Linked DNA regions of Homo sapiens: region 1 is linked to region 2. Evidence: read pairs that join two places in POLR2A ChIA-PET (ENCODE). Cell type or tissue: MCF 10A. All regions are shown on one strand. Each heading gives the region's core, and the rest is flanking DNA. Links, peaks and the distances in the headings are about the cores only. Region 1 overlaps NEURL1 (neuralized E3 ubiquitin protein ligase 1). Region 2 overlaps SH3PXD2A (SH3 and PX domains 2A).

Evidence for each region. Peaks named below come from ENCODE experiments on the same cell type or tissue, not always from the same donor. Only the 100,000 strongest peaks of a DNase experiment are listed, where the experiment ranks them.
Region 1: POLR2A ChIA-PET joins it to region 2 with 5 read pairs; 3 of 35 experiments call an interaction of 5 or more read pairs at or near these places.

Annotation. Positions count from the first base shown.
Region 1 is chr10:103,503,434-103,506,331 of GRCh38, forward strand. All of the region lies in intron 1 of NEURL1 (neuralized E3 ubiquitin protein ligase 1), which reads left to right. All of the region lies in intron 2 of NEURL1-AS1 (NEURL1 antisense RNA 1), which reads right to left. Among named protein-coding and RNA genes, the nearest start is that of NEURL1, 11 kb to the left of the region's middle. RefSeq lists an enhancer at 1,059-1,353. In MCF 10A, for the core only: no CTCF peak of the experiment used is centred there; a DNase peak (open chromatin) is centred at 1,108.
Region 2 is chr10:103,660,584-103,663,481 of GRCh38, forward strand. It overlaps SH3PXD2A (SH3 and PX domains 2A), which reads right to left. Exons shown (of 15, transcript NM_001394015.1): 8 at 400-531. LOC124902495 (a long non-coding RNA gene) reads left to right here. Exons shown (of 2, transcript XR_007062276.1): 1 at 1-554. Among named protein-coding and RNA genes, the nearest start is that of SH3PXD2A-AS1, 85 kb to the right of the region's middle. In MCF 10A, for the core only: no CTCF peak of the experiment used is centred there; a DNase peak (open chromatin) is centred at 1,198.

The DNA.
Region 1 (2,898 bases), core at 103-2,602, 160 kb before region 2:
TCTAGTGACAGTTCCAAGGGGAGGTGGGGCTCTGGCACTGGGCTTGGGAACTGAAGTTCTCTGAGGATGAGAGTTGGGGTTTGTGGGATGCACTGATGGGGACGGTAAGAGGTAGGTGGGAGAGCTCATTTCATTGTTAAACTAAGCATCAGCTGAGGGCCATCAGCCGTGGGCTAGACACCTTCCTGGGCACGCCGATACGGTGAGAAATGCAATAGGTGAGTGCTCACCACTTCCAGCTTACCCTTTAGTGGGAAGGCAGATGGGAACAAAAATGACAAATGCATAAAAATGAATCTGGAGATCACAATTGCTAACATATATGTGCTAGAGCTCATGCTGTGCTCCCCCTGGCTTTTTTTTTTTTTTTTTTTTGAGACAGGGTCTTGTTCTGCTGCCCAGGTTGGAGTGCAGTGGCGTGATCACAGCTCACTGCAGCCTCACCCCCCGGGCTCAATGGATCCTCCCTCCACAGCCTCCTGAGTAGCTAAGACTACAGGTGTGCACCATCATGCCTGGCTAGTATTTTATTTATTTATTTATTTATTTATTTATTTATTTATTTATTTATCTTTTTGGAGACAGAATTTCACTCTGTCGCCCAGGCTGGAGTGCAGTGGCGCCATCTCAGCTCACTGCAACATCTGCCTTCCAGGTTCAAGGTATTCTTCTGCCTCAGCCTCCTGAGTAGCTGGGATTACAGGCACACACCACCACGCCCGGCTAATTTTTGTATTTTTAGAGAGCTGGGGTTTCACCATGTTGGTCAGGCTGGTCTTGAACCCCTGAACTTGTGATCTGCCCTCCTCGGCCTCCCAGAGTGCTGGGATTACAGGCGGGAGCCACTGTGCCTGGCCTGTTGTCATGTTTTCTTAGTCTCCCTCCTCTTGGTTGTGACAATTTCTCACACTTTCCTTGCTTTTGATGACCTTGACAGTTTTGAGGATTACTGGTTACGTATTTGTAGACTGTCTCTCTATTGGGATTTTTGTGGTGTTCTTCTCATGATTAGATTGCGGTTTTAGGTTTTGGAGTGAAAGACCACAGAGGTAAAGTGCCATTTCCCATCATATCAACGGCACATGCTGTCAACATGACTCATTGCTGTTGATGTTGACCTTGAGCGCCTGGCTGAGGGAGTGCTTGTCAGGTCTCTCCATTGTGCAGTTAAAGTTACACTTTCCTCCCTTTCTATTGCATTCTTTGGAAGGAAGTCACTGTGTGCAGCCCACACTTAAGCGGTGGGGGGGTTACGCTCCACAGGGGTGGGTGTTTACGTTCCACCTCCTGGAGGCCAGAGGCCCCGCTATCTTTAACAGTTCTTCTCCACTACTTCTTTAATTTCTTACCCAAACAATTATCTCTGGGTAAAGGCTTTGAAGGAGAAACTAGGGAGCTATAAGGGGGGAACTTGACTTGGTCTTGGGGATCAGGGAAGGTTTCTCTAGGAAGTGACCTGAAAATGAGTAGGGGTTGGCCTCAGTTCCTAGATGGGAAGCTACTAGCACGTTAGGCGAGAACTGTTCATTTCTCATCCTTGGCCTCTGCCGATTAAATGCCACTGGCCGCTCCAAATGCCAATGTGCCATTAAAAAAATAATAGCTCTCCTGTATCTTTTTTTTTTTTTTTTTAAAGAAACAAAGTCTTGCCTTGTTATCCAGGCTCTGGAGTGTGGTGGTTGTGACCTTGGCTTGCTGCAGCCTCAACCTTCTGGGCTCAAGCAATCCTCCCACCTCAGCCTCCTGAGTAGCTGGGTCTACAGGCACACAATACCAAGCCCAGCTAATTTTTTTTTTTTTTTTTTTGGTAGACGGAGTCTTGCTCTGCTGCCCAGGTTGGAGTGCACTGGTGCGATCTCAGCTCACTGCAACCTCCATGTCTGGGTTCAAGCAATTCTCTCTGCCTCAGCCTCCCGAATAGCTGGGATTACAGGCACCTACCACCACACCTGGCTAATTTTTGTATTTTTTAGTAGAAACAAGGTTTTGCCATGTTGGCCAGGCTGGTCTTGAACTCCTGACCTCAGGTGATCTGTCCACCTTGGCCTCCCAAAATGTTGGTATTACAGGCTTCAGCCATTGCTCTCAGCCCTGGCTAATTTTTTAATTTTTGTAGAGACAGGATGTCACTATGTTGCCCAGGCTGGTCTCAAACTCCTGGCCTCAAGTGATCCTCCCACCTTAGCCTCCTAACGTGTTGGGTTTACAGGCATGAGCCACCATGTCCAGCCAGCCAGCTCTTCTGTATCTTAAAAAGCACCCTAGACGGGGCAGTACTACCCCAGTTGAGCTGGGTATGGAGGCCACATGAAGGGTGTTCTTAGGAGAAGGAGCTCAGGACTGGCTCAGAGCTGCTGCCGGGTACAGCAGGGCTGAGCCCTGGCCAGAGTCACCCCAGCCCTCCTGGCCAAGGAACTTTCAGCAGAAAATCATTAAGTAGCTGCTTCCTTGCCTCTCAGAGGTGTCCCACCCGCTTCTCACTCATTCTGTCCGTGGAAGTACATTGCTGATCACAGACTGTGTGGGGACAGGGGAGGAGGAGGAGGAGAGAGGGCCCTTCTTGGGATGGGGGGACAGAAGAGGGAAGTATGTCTGCTGGCTTACCCAGATGGCCTTCTTTAGCCTTGTTGCCCTAGAATGCCATCCTGGCTGCTCCAGCGGTTGGGGTAAGGACGGAAAAGGGAGAACGTTGACAGGCGAGGTTGCTAGGATTAAGATGATGGCAGGTCCACATGCTCTTGGCTTTCACCTTCATCCTTCCCACTTGGCTTGCCCCAGCCCCTGCCTGGTGTCTGCTGAGAGGCTGATGTTCTCCAGGGCATGGGGCAGTCCAGAGTATGTGTGTCCAAGTATGGGTGTCCAGGTGCCCCTGAGAGGGAGGGGAGGAGGCACTCTGGC
Region 2 (2,898 bases), core at 105-2,604:
CCACCAGCTGGCTGGGCTGTCCTGCCTGGACCCTGGACCCTGGCTCAGAACGTGGTTGTTGCTGGGCATCCCTGAGCTGAGAGCACCCTGCCCCACGGGCCTCCGAGGGCACGGGGACCCCAGCAGGGCTGGCCATTTATTCCCGCGCTGTGCCTGAAACGTGCAATTAACACAGGCTGGTTAATTACCCCGAGCAAGGAGACATTCTTCCACCACCAGGCAAACTGCTGGCCTGCAGCCCAAACCAACAGGGGGAAACTTCAGCCGCCTCGGCCCTCTCTCTGCCAGATGGAAATAACGTATAGCTGCAGCGGTGGGGGAGGAGGGAGGAACAAAAACCAGCTCGGCCCGGGGGCCAGACCGGAACCCCAGTGGACGGCCATTGGCCAGGGCACTCACCGCTCTCGTTCTTCTCGATGACATCCACCACCTCCCCGGCCTGGAGGCTCAGCTCCGAGTTCTCCTGCTTCTTATAGTTGGACACCACCACGTACTGTTCCAGGATCATGGGCTCGGCGGTGGCGTCGGCACCTGGCGAGGGCAGAAAGCACGCGGTGAGCCAGCGGCCAGCCATGGCCCCGCGGCCAGGGCGCCCCCTGTCCATCGGCCTCCTCGGGGGTGGCTGCTCTGTCGCCAGCGCCGCTCCCAGGGGCAGCCCGCAGCCGGGGCTCGCAGCTCACAGGGCGCCAAGGACAGGCCATATAGCAAGGCCCCAGACCGGCCCGCTGCACCGCGGGGTCCGGGGGACATGGGGAGCCAGGGGGCCGGGGAGGGGACGGGCAGGAGGAGGAGGAAAGAGAGAGGCAGAGCGGAGGCGGAGGCCAAGGAAGCTCAGAAAGAAGCCTTGTGCTGCGATGAGTTAGTCACAGCCCGGCATGAGGGAGCCTGCGGGGAGGCCTGGGGCCGACGGGGTCTCTCCGGCCTCCCTCTCGGGCCGGCAGGGGCATCGGGGAGGGCGGCGAGCCAGCGGGTGGGCGGCCCATGAGGGCTGAGGCCAGAGGCAAAGGAAAGGCAAGCAGGAGGCTCCAGCCTCTGCCCCCAACCCCTGCAAACCCGAGAGAAAAGGCAGCCCTGCTCCCTCGGGCGGGAGAGGGAGAGGAGAGAGCGGGAGAGAGCTTCTCCACGGCCCAGGCCCAGGCGAGGAGTCAAGAGGGTTTGAGGCCGCCAATCACTGGGGTTTACTCGCAACCCTTAAATAGAAACACATGAGACCCGTCGAATGAGGAGCCGGGGGTGGAGGCAGGGGAGGGGGAGGAGGCCTAGACTGTTTACTTGAAACCCAAGAAGAAAGTCCCCGCGCCAGCGGCTGGCGAGCCCAGCCCGCCCCCCGCCAACTTTTCCTCAAGTTCGCTCCGTTCCTGCCCCTCGGGCTCACCCAGGCGCTGCCACCGAGCCCAGGCCGGGTACAGTCGGACCAGCCTCAGGCCTGCCCCCAGCCCTGCTTCCAGAGAGGGCCCTCTGGCTGCAGAGACTGACTCAGTTTCTCTCTGCCTTTCAGTGCCGGGGCTTGTGGTCAGGCCCCGGCAGTTTGAGGGGCTTGAGGGGTCAAAAGCTGGGTGCAGCAGAGGGAGGGCAGGTGGACTCCCAGGAGCAAGCAGCTTCTCTGTCCTCCTCAGCCACTGGACCAGCACGACATTTGCTAAGCAGGCACCAGGCAGGAAGGCAGACAGGCTGGGTGCCCTTTTAGCTTCCTAGCTGAGTGGCACTGGATGCTGCTTAAACCTCTGCACTTCAACTCTTCCCATCACCATTATTGGCGGGGGGGGGGGCGGGGGGGGATAAGACACTTAAAATATGATGTGCTTTTTTTTTTTTTTTTTTTTTTTTGAGACGGAGTCTCGCTCTGTCGCCCAGGCCGGACTGCGGACTGCAGTGGCGCAATCTCAGCTCACTGCAAGCTCCGCTTCCCGGGTTCACGCCATTCTCCTGCCTCAGCCTCCCGAGTAGCTGGGACTACAGGCGCCCGCCACCGCGCCCGGCTAATTTTTTGTATTTTTAGTAGAGACGGGGTTTCACCTTGTTAGCCAGGATGGTCTCGATCTCCTGACCTCATGATCCACCCGCCTCGGCCTCCCAAAGTGCTGGGATTACAGGCGTGAGCCACCGCGCCCGGCCTATGATGTGCTTTTAGCTAGGAGTGAAAAGGATCCACTAGCCAGAAATGGACTAGTCACCTCCTACAGGAAGCCTTCTCAGACCACCCCCAGCCCAAAGGGAATTCCTAGTATACTTTTGTTTTTTTTGAGACAGGGTCTTTGTTGCCCAGGCTGGAATGCAGTGGTGCAATCATGGCTTACTGCAGCCTTGACCTCCTGGATTCAAGCAATCCTCCCACCTCAGCCTCCCATGTAGCTGGGACCAAAGGCACACACCACCATACCCGGCTAATTTTTTTATGTTTTGTAGAGCTGAGGTCTCACTTTGTTGCCCAGGCTGGTCTTGAACTCCTGGGCTCAAGTGATCCTCCCGCCTCAGTCTCTCAAAGTGCTGGGATTATAGGCATAGGCCACTGCGACTGGCATAAACTATATGTCTGCCAATCTCCTTGAAGGCTAGGGGGCTTCATGTCACTAGCCTGGCTACAAAAATTGCTGAGGGTCTCCAAGTTCCACACAGCCCCCTTGGTGCCTCAGCCTATAGCCACATTCCCCACACGCCTGAGTTTGACTTGGCAAATGTGATGTGCCAGGCACATTAACCGCCCCATTTCATGCCCACAACATCCCCCTTATCTTCCATTTCACAAAAGACTAACCAGAGGCCCCTCTACAGCAGGCAAGAGACGACTCTAGCTCCCACAGCTGCTATGAAGAGCATCACATTCATTCAGTATGATTTTGTTCAGGCCCAAGCCCATCTGTCTTTCCATTGCAGAATAACTGCCTCTGATTTGTTTCC